Regions from separate parts of the Homo sapiens genome. Here region 1 is linked to region 2. Evidence: read pairs that join two places in POLR2A ChIA-PET (ENCODE). Cell type or tissue: PC-3. All regions are shown on one strand. Links, peaks and the distances in the headings refer to the core of each region. The heading gives the core; the rest is flanking DNA.

What was found. Peaks named below come from ENCODE experiments on the same cell type or tissue, not always from the same donor. Only the 100,000 strongest peaks of a DNase experiment are listed, where the experiment ranks them.
Region 1: POLR2A ChIA-PET joins it to region 2 with 6 read pairs; 2 of 35 experiments call an interaction of 5 or more read pairs at or near these places.

What each region holds. Positions count from the first base shown.
Region 1 is chr14:65,642,624-65,648,009 of GRCh38, reverse strand. All of the region lies in intron 6 of FUT8 (fucosyltransferase 8), which reads right to left. Among named protein-coding and RNA genes, the nearest start is that of MIR625, 170 kb to the right of the region's middle. In PC-3, for the core only: no CTCF peak of the experiment used is centred there; no DNase peak of the experiment used is centred there.
Region 2 is chr14:65,241,510-65,246,895 of GRCh38, reverse strand. No RefSeq gene overlaps it. Among named protein-coding and RNA genes, the nearest start is that of LINC02324, 22 kb to the right of the region's middle. In PC-3, for the core only: no CTCF peak of the experiment used is centred there; DNase peaks (open chromatin) are centred at 2,875 and 3,965; H3K4me3 peaks cover 802 bases; H3K27ac peaks cover 3,002 bases.

The DNA.
Region 1 (5,386 bases), core at 317-5,316, 400 kb before region 2:
TGGTGGCAAAAAGGAAGAGCAACCTCCAACAAAGTGGGCAGAAATATATGCTCCCTAAGCAAAACCCCAAGGTCTTGTTCCATTTTGTATTTTGCTTTAATATAACTTCTGAGACTTCTTTTTTTTTTTTAACCTTTAATGAGACACATACATTTAGGTCCTCAGTAAACCTAAGGAAATTCTCCAATGTCCACATTACTTTCTATTCACACTAGTAGCAATATTTTCCTAATGTCTGATCTGCTAAAACTGAAATTTTCCTGACAACATTTACTTAGATCATAAATATATTTTGAATCTTCCAGGATACCTCTACTATATATGGAACAAAATTTAAGAGCAACTATTACTCATTTCCTATAAGCTGGAAAGAAGATGTCCCATAGGTGTAATGGACAGGTTAGGATGTGTTTAATACTTCAACTGTAAAATGTCAGGCTTTCTACCCATACCTCTGATTATCAGTTTTAATCTACTTAGCACATAATTCTACATTCTATCACTATTAAGTTCAAGTTTTTATAACCCAGAGAAAGAAAAATCACCTCTCATACTATCATTAAAGACAAAGATAAGTACAAACCTCTCTAAGTCTCAATTTACTCTCCTGCATATTGAACATTACAACACCTGCATCATAAGAGTTACTTTGCATAATACTAAGCATACAGAAAGTGCTCAGAAATGGCAGCTTACAAATGTTCTTCAACCTCACAGCTTCCTTTAATGTACTTTAACATACTAGAGGAACAAGAAGAAACACCTGCTCCCTATCACAACCAAAGGACTTTAATAAGACCTTGAGTGATCTGGGTATTTTATCATCTATCAAATACAACTGACCTAAGCCTTGAGCCTAGTATAACATCACTGTAATGACTAGAATGTCACAATTTTCTATAGAAAAGAAATCAGTGCGAACCTTTCACAGAGAAGTTTTTCAAGTGATACAAGCTATGCAAATCACATACATCACTCCTGTTAAATTACTTATCACAATTGGTATTTTAGGTTTAGATAGGTCAAATTTATGATACATGAATTTGCATAATCCAAGTACACAAACATCCAAATACTTTTTTAGACAACCTACCACAGAACAATATTTAATGTGTGAGAATTATCATGTTCATTTTTCAGGGTCAGAGCTTATCCATATGTTTTAATCAATTGCACAGAGATGTATTTGTATGCATTTATGACTTATCAATGAGCCATATCTACAACTTACTTGATGTTAGATTCTCATTTGGTAATCTACCCTTAGCTAGGCAATTAGAGGGGAGGGATAGAGGAAGAGGAGGCAGTGAAGGTTACTGAACAGAGACCAAAAAAAAAAAAGTCATTGGAAAGGCTGCTCAGTTATGGTCTGCCATAACCAACACTCACACCTAGGGTATGGCTGACTTACACAAAGGTTCTTGGCAGTTAGTAAACAAGCAGTTGATACACAATTGTAGGCTGGTCAATCTGAGAAAGTGCTGCAGGCTCTAAGGAGAGATGGAAAGTGAGTCCTAGTCAGAGGTTAGCACTTTTTAATGGAAAGCTGCTGTTCTAGTATTAAATTAAAACAAAATTTTAACTAGAGGCAATCTGGACATTCTCTGTTATATCTTTGTATTAGAGACAGAACTCAATCTTAAAGGGTCAGCATCTATTACCTTTCATCTAATTTTGCAATATAGCTTTCTCTATTTCAGGTTTCTTAATGTTGGTTTTCTCAAGTAATCTCCTATCTTGGGAGCAGGACTGAGAACCCCTTAGGAACTTGAGGTGCCCTCCTAGTTCAATGGGAAGAGCTTCCTTAGGAGATTTGCTGAAATGTAAGCTTAAGGGACCCTTGCTTGCACGGTTCCCTTCAAAGGCCCTGGGAGAGGCTTGTGCTATGTTACCTGGATGTGTTTTTGTAAAATTTCACCATCATGAGTTAAATGAGTTAAGTTAAATAAGTTAAGATATCTGTCTCTCAGGATTCGGTGCCATCTCAGTTTTCCAGCGTCGGTATTAGTGTTGGGTAGCAAATAAAGTGGCCATCTGCATTTCTGGGATCCTGTGATGGAGAAATTAAGCTGAGAACTATTTAGTTTGGATTTAGAGATATATTTATGTAGTTCACAGTTGCTTTTGTGCAGAGATATTTTTGTCACATAAATAGATACAGGGTGAGAGATTGCACTGTGATATGAATGTGTCCCATGGTTCCTAGCATGGTAAGTACAAGGTAATAACAGAAATGAAGGAGGCATTTCTCAATGATGCCTAGTCAAAATAGAAGTTCTCTTCTGTCACTAATAGTCTTGAAAATGTAGTGTAGACAATTAAAAATGTAGCACAAGCAATTATATGAACCATTTTTTCCTTTTCTGATGAGAATCACATAAAATAAAATTATCTGAAATCCTGTCTAAACGGCACAAGCTTACAGCAGTACTACAAATATGAAGTATGTATGTATGTGAAGTTTCAAATGTTATGTACCACAAATATCAATAATTTAAAAACAACATTTTAAATCAACCATGCTAGAGAAAAAAATCTTTTCAGATTTTCCATTCTCTTTATAGACAATATTAATATTACAAAGTCATTCTCAATTCTCTTTACAGAAAACATTACAAATCACTGTCATACAATCAAAGGGTATGCAGCTAAGAAATGTAAGGGAAAACAGTATTATAGAGAGCATCAAGCAGTTAATTAAAAATTATTTTTCTGGGGTTTAGTATTTGTGGCATTTGTCAGCTTTATACAATTGTAACTTGTTAGGAGTTCTTTTTTCATCCTGGAGTCAATCCTCACTATTCACAGATTCCATGTGAATTTACCAACTAGAATTTATTTGTAACACCCAAATCAATACTTGTGGTGCTTTCACGGTCATTCATGCACACGTGCAATGAAAATTTTGAGTACTCCAAGGCACGTAATTTCAGCCAAGGTGGCTTTTTGCCTTCTTGTTTCAAATCTCTTACTATAAACAAATGTCCTTTCTGCAGTATATTTAGCTGTTTTTCTCATTTTTGTGCTTTTTTTCCAGTGATTTCACTGTTGAAAATGGCCCCCAAACATAGTAGTGAAGTGCTGTCCAGTGTCCCTAAGGGCAAGAAAGCTGTGTGTGCTTTACAGAGAAAGTATGTATGTCAGATAAGCTTTGTTCACATATGAGTTATCCATGTTAATAAATCAACAATATACATTAAATAAGGTTTCTTGAAATAGAAACACACATAAAACAAGGTTATATATGTTAATCAGTTGATGAAAATGTTGATCTCACAGGAACCTAACTCTGTATTTCCCCTAGGAATAGTGGTTCACTATTGCTAATTCAGTATTAAAGAATATAATTGGCCGGGCGCGGTGGCTCACACCTGTAATCCCAGCACTTTGGGAGGCCGAGGCAGGCGGATCACGAGGTCAGGAGATCGAGACCATCCTGGCTAACACGGTGAAACCCCGTCTCTACTAAAAAATACAAAAAAATTAGCTGGGCATGGTGATGGGCGCCTGCAGAACCAGCCACTCGGGAGGCTGAGGCAGGAGAATGGCGTGAACCCGGGAGGCGGTGGTGGGCGCCTGTAGTCCCAGCTAGTCGGGAGGCTGAGGCAGGATAATGGCATGAACCTGGGAGGTGGAGCTTGCAGTGAGCGGAGATCACACCACTACACTCCAGCCTGGGTGACAGAGTGAGACTCCGTCTCAAAAAAAAAAATATATATATATAACATGAATAATGACAGCCAATTGTAAACATTTAATATTTTGTATTCCTTTTCATAAAGACAGCACCAGAAGTTGAATAGGTTTCAGGTGACTCCCCCAAACCTGAATCTGCCTCTGCTCAAGAGCCTACGTATTCCCTTCATAGGCGTCTTGCTACTCCCTAATTCTTGCTTCGCTGGAACTCATACCACTATTATGGAAGAAGAAATTCCATCTTGAGTCTTGGTAGTTACAATCAGAACTTCCATTATTACTCTATTTCTATGTGGAAACCAGACCTGCTTTAAGATTTGGAAAATTGTTTCTAGAACTGTATTGTGACTTAGATCAGAGTCGAACTATAGCGAAACCTGCCATTTCTTGAAAAAAATGAGGCATATTTCTAGAAAGAGAAAATTACTTTCGAAATAACTTTAAAACAAGTACATATTGGGCTGATATACCTAAATTAAAGAAATTTGAATTTAAGTTCAACGTATATTCAAGAAAGTTAAAAGGATAAAACCTCTACTGGGTGTTGCTACTCTCAAGGATTAAATGAGTTAAGGAATAGCATCTAGAATGGAATCTGGTGTGTGTGTGTGTGTGTGTGTGTGTGTGTGTGTGTGTGTGTGTGTGTGTATTTTTTTTTTAAAGACGGAGTCTCGCTCTGTCGCCCAGGCTGCAGTGCAGTGGCATGATCTCTGCTCACTGCAAGCTCCGCCTCCCAGGTTCACGCCATTCTCCTGCCTCAGCCTCCTGAGTAGCTGAGACTACAGGTGCCCGCCACCACGCCCGGCTAATCTTTTGTATTTTTAGTAGAGACAGGGTTTCACCATGTTAGCCAGGATGGTCTCGATCTCCTGACCTCGTGACCCGCCTGCCTCGGCCTCCCAAAGTGCTGGGATTACAGGCGTGAGCCACCACGCTGGGCCAGAATCTGTCAATTTTATTTCCAGGTCACAGATGTTAATGACCTAAATATGTATTCCCTTTTATACCCTCAATAAGGAATGATGTTGTGAAAGCCTTTTATTATTGATAATTAAGAGAATTTGAATATATAAAAATATGTAAACTGAAAAATGTCAAAATGCTGTCAGCTTAGTGAGTGTACTCTCAGGAATTAAAAAAATTCCTTCATTACCATTAGGAATCTCAAAATATTTTAAAACTCTTGCTAAGAAAACCTAAAAGCTGAAATTTGGACTTTGGTAAGGATTTTAGTTTTAAATGAAGGAGGAATTAATTTGTGGCTTACTGTAAGTTATCCTAATAGTAAACTGTACTATTTAATTAAGATTAATGACTCAAAGAGACTACTGCCAACTAGAATCCATATTGGAAATGAAGAAGTAAGTGTATCTATATGTAGATGACATGATACTTTATGTAGAAACTCTGATGAAATCTACAAAAAAGCACCAGGTGAGTTTGACAAACTGGCAAGATGCAAGATCAATATATAAAAAATCAATTGTATTTCTATGTGCTAGCAACACACAGACAAGTTGATTCTAAAATTTAAATGAAAATGCAAAGAACATATAATGAACAAAATTTCAAAAAAAGAACGATAAATCACACTACCCAGTTGTAACACTTACTACAAAGCTAGTAACCAAGACAGTGTGGTACTAACAGAAAGACAGACACACATGACACACATGTATGGTCAATTGAT
Region 2 (5,386 bases), core at 92-5,091:
TTCAAGCAATTCTCCTGCCTCAGCCTCCCAAGTAGCTGGGACCACAGGTAAGCGCCACCATGCCCGGCTACTTTTTTTGTATTTTTAGTAGAGATGGGTTTTCACCATGTTGGCCAGGATGGTCTCAATCTCTTGACCTCGTGATCCGCCCCCCTCAGCCTCCCAAAGTGCTGGGATTACAGGTGTGAGCCACCGTGCCCCGCCCCAAACTGCTTTTCAAAGTGGTCTATGACCATTCCAGTTGCTCTACATCCTCATCAACATTTGGTGTCACAGGTAGCTTAATTTTTAGCTGTTCTATGGATGTGTATTTTCCTGCTAGCTAGTGATGTTGAGCATTTGTTCAATTTGTATTTTCCTGCTAGCTAGTGATGTTGAGCATTTGTTCATGTGCTTATCAGTTATTGTTATATCTTCCTTTGTAAAGTGTCTGCCCACTTTTTAAAAATGGGTTGCTTTTCTTATTATTAAGTTGTAGGAATGCTATTTTATTAATAACATTATTTGTTTTGTAGATACTCCCTCCCAGTCTGAGAATTGCCTATTATTCATTTTCTTAAGGGTACAGACATTTCTAATTTTGAAAATGTCTGATTTTTTTGTCTTTTGTAGTTATTGTTGTCTGTAACCTAAGAAAAAATTTGCCTACTCCAAGGTTGTGAAGATATTCTCCTGTTTTCTTCTAGAAGCTTTATCACTTAATAACTAACTTTGTCATTTCACACTATACACAAACATTAATTTGAGATGAAGGTAAGGTGCTCCAATTTGAAAGAACATTAGCCCAGATGAAAAGGTTTTATATGTGTAAGAGGGAAGTAGAACCTGAGGCTTGCAGTCAAGTGAGGCCAAATGGTGGAGGGCCTTGAATCCCAAGCTGAAGACTGAGGACTTCTTTCCATGGACAATGGAGAGATGATGAAGAGTTTCACAAGAGAGTCATAAATTAACAGCTGGGGAGAAAAGGTGAATGCTTGGGAGACTCGGTGATGGTGACTTAACTTCTCCCATCTGTGTACTTTGAGATGTGAACCGCATGTTTTTGAGCTCACTTCCTGCCCTGATTTTCTGTGATTCTTCCTTCCCAAAAGGGGGCACTGAGGCAGGAGCTACAATAGTCTTTCAAACTGTTAGGGCCAGGGCAGAGACTGCCAAATGCTTAGTCCTCGGTTTTGACCTAACCAGTGGGTCAGATTGCTAGGGATGGGGTGGGCATCAAATGTCTTATTGCCTGTGAAGTAGAGGTTTGGGGAAAGTAGAGAACAAGTACCTCCTGCTCTCCCATGCATAACCCATAGAGAAATAACAATTTCCCCGGAATTTCGAGTCCATACCTCCACCTCTCTGCTGGTGTGCCAAGCCTGTCCAGCTTCTTTCCTGTCACAAAAGAGAAGGGTCCCTCCACATTTTAGGGCTAACTCATCCACCACACATTTGATCTCATCTCCCTCTGGCTTCTCTGTTTCTTCTTCCTCCAACCATTTTTTCTTTTTTTTTCGAGATGGAGTTTCACTCTTGTTGCCCAGGCTGGAGTGCAATGATGTGATCTCGGCTCATTGAAACCTCCACCTCCCGAATTCAAGTGATTCTCCTGCTTCAGCCTCCCAAGTAGCAGGGATTACAGGCACCGGCCACCACGCCCAGCTAATTTTTGTATTTTTAGTAGAGATAGGGCTTCACCATGTTGGCCAGGCTGGTCTGGAACTCCTGACCTCGGGTGATCCACCCGCCTCAGCCTCCCAAAGTGGTGGGATTACAGGCGTGAGCCACTGTGCCCGGCCTCTTCCTCCAACATTTCAAACCCTCCCTCTCCTGCCCCATGTCCAAGCCTAGCTGCACTTCTTTTAAAAATCCTGAATTAAGCTCAGATGACCCTTAGCACTCCCTCTACTCCTGCTTTCCCCTTCCAGAATTCTCTCCAGTTATATATAACTGCTGACTTCACTCCTCACATATCTGCTCATTTCTCAGATCCTGACAGTAGAGGGTCCAACCTCTATCACTTTCCAGAAACTTCAGATATTATGAATAATCCCCAACTGACCAGCCCTATGCCTCATCAGTCCTCATGTTCTTCGCTCCATGATACTGGGCCTGTGTTGCCTTCCCTGTCTCTGGATGGACCCCTCTTTCCCATTGACTCCCGTTTCACTGCTCTGCTACTGCTTTTCCTTACTCCATAGCCATTCCCCATCATTGCTTGGTGGCCTCAAGGAAAGTCTGGAGGACACCAGATAGAAACACCCCAACTTCTCACCTGCAAACCTGGAAATTCATCGTAACCGGCATTTCATTTTTCTGGTTAAAATGGAACTTGTCTCTTTACTGACTTGAGCCCATTCCTCCATCTTGAAGGAAATCTCATCTCCTCCCATCTCCTCACCTCTCTCTAACAATTATCCTGTCATCTTGTTGAGTCTTTAATCTCCTCTCTGCTGTTCTTTCTCAAAATCATGAAAAAATCCATAAGTCTCCATCTCTTAAAAAAAATACTCTTGTTTTCACTGCCTTTTATACCTAATTCACAGTCAAACTTCCTGAAAGGGTCATGTATACTTCTTATCTCCCCTTACACCCTTCCTTGTCACTCCTCTGTCCTCTGAAAACAGTCTCCTCAAGATTACTAATGACCTCCGTGTTGTCCAAATCTCTTGGACTTTTGTTGCCCCTTTGAGTTACTCTCAACAGCTTTGACATTATTCACCACTTCCTGCCTCTCCTCGCCCAGCTCCTCCTCCTGCCCTGACTGCTTCCTCTCTGTGTCCCTGACATGCCCCTCTCTCTCCCTCTCTCTTTTCTCTCCCTCTCTCTCCTCCCTGTCTCTCTCTCTCCCTCCTTCTGTCTCTCTTTCTCCTGTGCAGCAGTGACACTCCCTGTGCTCCTTGGCTTTCTGGCTTGGGCCTTCTTCTTCCCTCACTTTCCCCGAGTGATCTCATCCACTCCTTCACTCCACAAATATTTACTGAGCACACACCACGAATCAGGCAAGGTTCTAAGCCCTGAGGTATCACAATGAAGAAGACAAAGTCCCGGATGTTATAGAGTTCACATTTACCAAGGTGTCAATTCTGTCTGGATGCCCGTGACACCGAGCTGTCTCCAGCCCAGATCTTTCTCTCCTGTCTGCTTAACACCTCTACTTGGACATCCCACAAAAAACGGGACTTGTCCAGAGGTAAAGTTTTCATCCTTACTGCCTTCCGGACCAGCTTATCTTCCTATCTCGATTACCCAAACCAGGAGCTGCTCTTTGCATTCATTTGTCATCTTTGATTCTTCACTTTCATTCTCCCCTTCAATCCAGCCTGTAACGAAGTCCTGTCAATTCTACCTCCCAATCCTCCTAAATGCCTCTAGAATCCATCCACTGCTCTTTACGCCCAACACTATTACTCTGACTTAGAGCCATATCCCCTCTTCCCTGGTTCCCACCAGGTGACCCTCTGGTCTTATTCTCTCCCATGCCACACCCTTCAATACATTGTCCGCACTGCAGTCGGAGTCATTGTCTAATGTACCTACAGAACTGATCTCACGACCTCCCTGCTTAAAATTCTTCATTGCCTTTAAAATTAAAGCCAAACCTCTTATCATGGCCCCTGCCTACTTCTCAGTCCTCTCCCCCACCACCCACCTCACTCTCACACACTTTACTGTGTGTGTCTCCTGACACACACAGTAAACTTTTTTTTTCAGTGCCCTGGATGTGCCACATTCCCTCACAACTCCGAACCTTGAAAGTGCTGTTCCTTCAGCTTGGAAGTCTTCCTCACTCCTGACCCGCACCACCTCACCTGGCTAACTCCTATTTACATCAGGCTCAGCTCAGAGGTAACCTCTAGAGCACTTTCCATTAAGGCTGTCGTCTGTGGCAATTGCCCTCCTATGTACTTCCATGTCATCTTGTATTATCCACTCTATTATGATCATCTGATTTCACTGTTTATTTTCTGCGTTCCTCTTCCATGAGACTGTATGCCACAGGAAGGCAGGAACAAAGTCCACATCACTCATACTGTGTCATTGTGTTTCCAGTCTTCAGAAAATACCAATCAAGAAATAACTGTCAAAAATGAATAGTTTCTTGCCTCCCTCCTCCTGCCCTCTAAGTGCAGACATTGCTTAAGATTCATGTTTTCCAGCTTTGCTCGATTTCCTTCTTTATATTTCATGGATTCCTATTACTTCAGTGATTGGATATGTGTGAAGAAATCTCCAATCTACCCCCAAGCTAGATAGCTCTCAGCTCCCAGACTGCATTTCCAATCTCATGCTAGACATTCATGCTTGTAGGTTTTTCCATCATCTCAGATAAAAGATATAAAACATTAAAAGCATGCAAAGGATATATGTGTAAGGATGTGCAATGCAACATTGTCTATAATATAGAAAAATTGGAAACAATCCAAATGCCCATCAAAAGAGAATTGGGTAAATAAACTGTGTACCACTGTGCAGACTAGAAAGATTTATATATTGATGTGAAAAGATGTCCATGATATACCGTTCAGTAAAAAAGCAGCTTCATCTGTGTAAATACATACAGTGCTCTTTTGAATAATTTTCCCTTCCTTTGATCCCAAAGTCAATGATACTCATTTGTATGTTGAACAATGAATTTTATAATGCACACTTCAAATGAATGTATAAGGGAATTGAAAAAAGTACTAGGTATTATCTATTAAGAGACTCCTGTTAACCACACACACAAAAACAGGTTTCAGAACTATAGAGTTTAATTTTATTCAATCATTCAACATGCATTTATTAAGCACCTATTATGTGCCAGTTTCTGTTCCAGGTACTGGGGATATGCAGAGAGCAAGGCAAAGTCCTTGCTCTCACAGTTTTCTTTTTTTTTTTTTTTGAGACAGAGTTTCGCTCTTGTCGCCCAGGCTGGAGTGCAGTGACACGATCTCGGCTCACTGCAACTTCTGCCTCCCGGTTTTAAGCAATTCTCCTGCCTCAGCCTCCCGAGTAGCTGGGACTACAGGCGTGCACCACCATGCCCAGCTAATTTTTTGTATTTTTAGTAGAGACGGGGTTTCACCATGTTGGCCAAGCTGGTCACGAACTCCTGGCCCCAAGTGGTCCACCCGCCTCAGGCTCCCAAAGTGCTGGGATTACAGGCGTGAGCCACTGCACCCGGCTGCTCTCACAGTTTTCTAAATAGACAGTAAGCAAATAAATAGACAGAATTAAATGTCACGTAATGATACGTGGTATGAAGAAACTGAATTATGAGGTGTGCTATTCTGCTTAGGATGCTTAGAGAGGGGCTTTCCAAAATAGTGACAGTTGAGCAGAGACCTGAATAAAAGTGAGGGCGGGAATTACCTGAATATTTGGGGCAAGGATATTCTGACCGGAAGAACCAGCCATCACA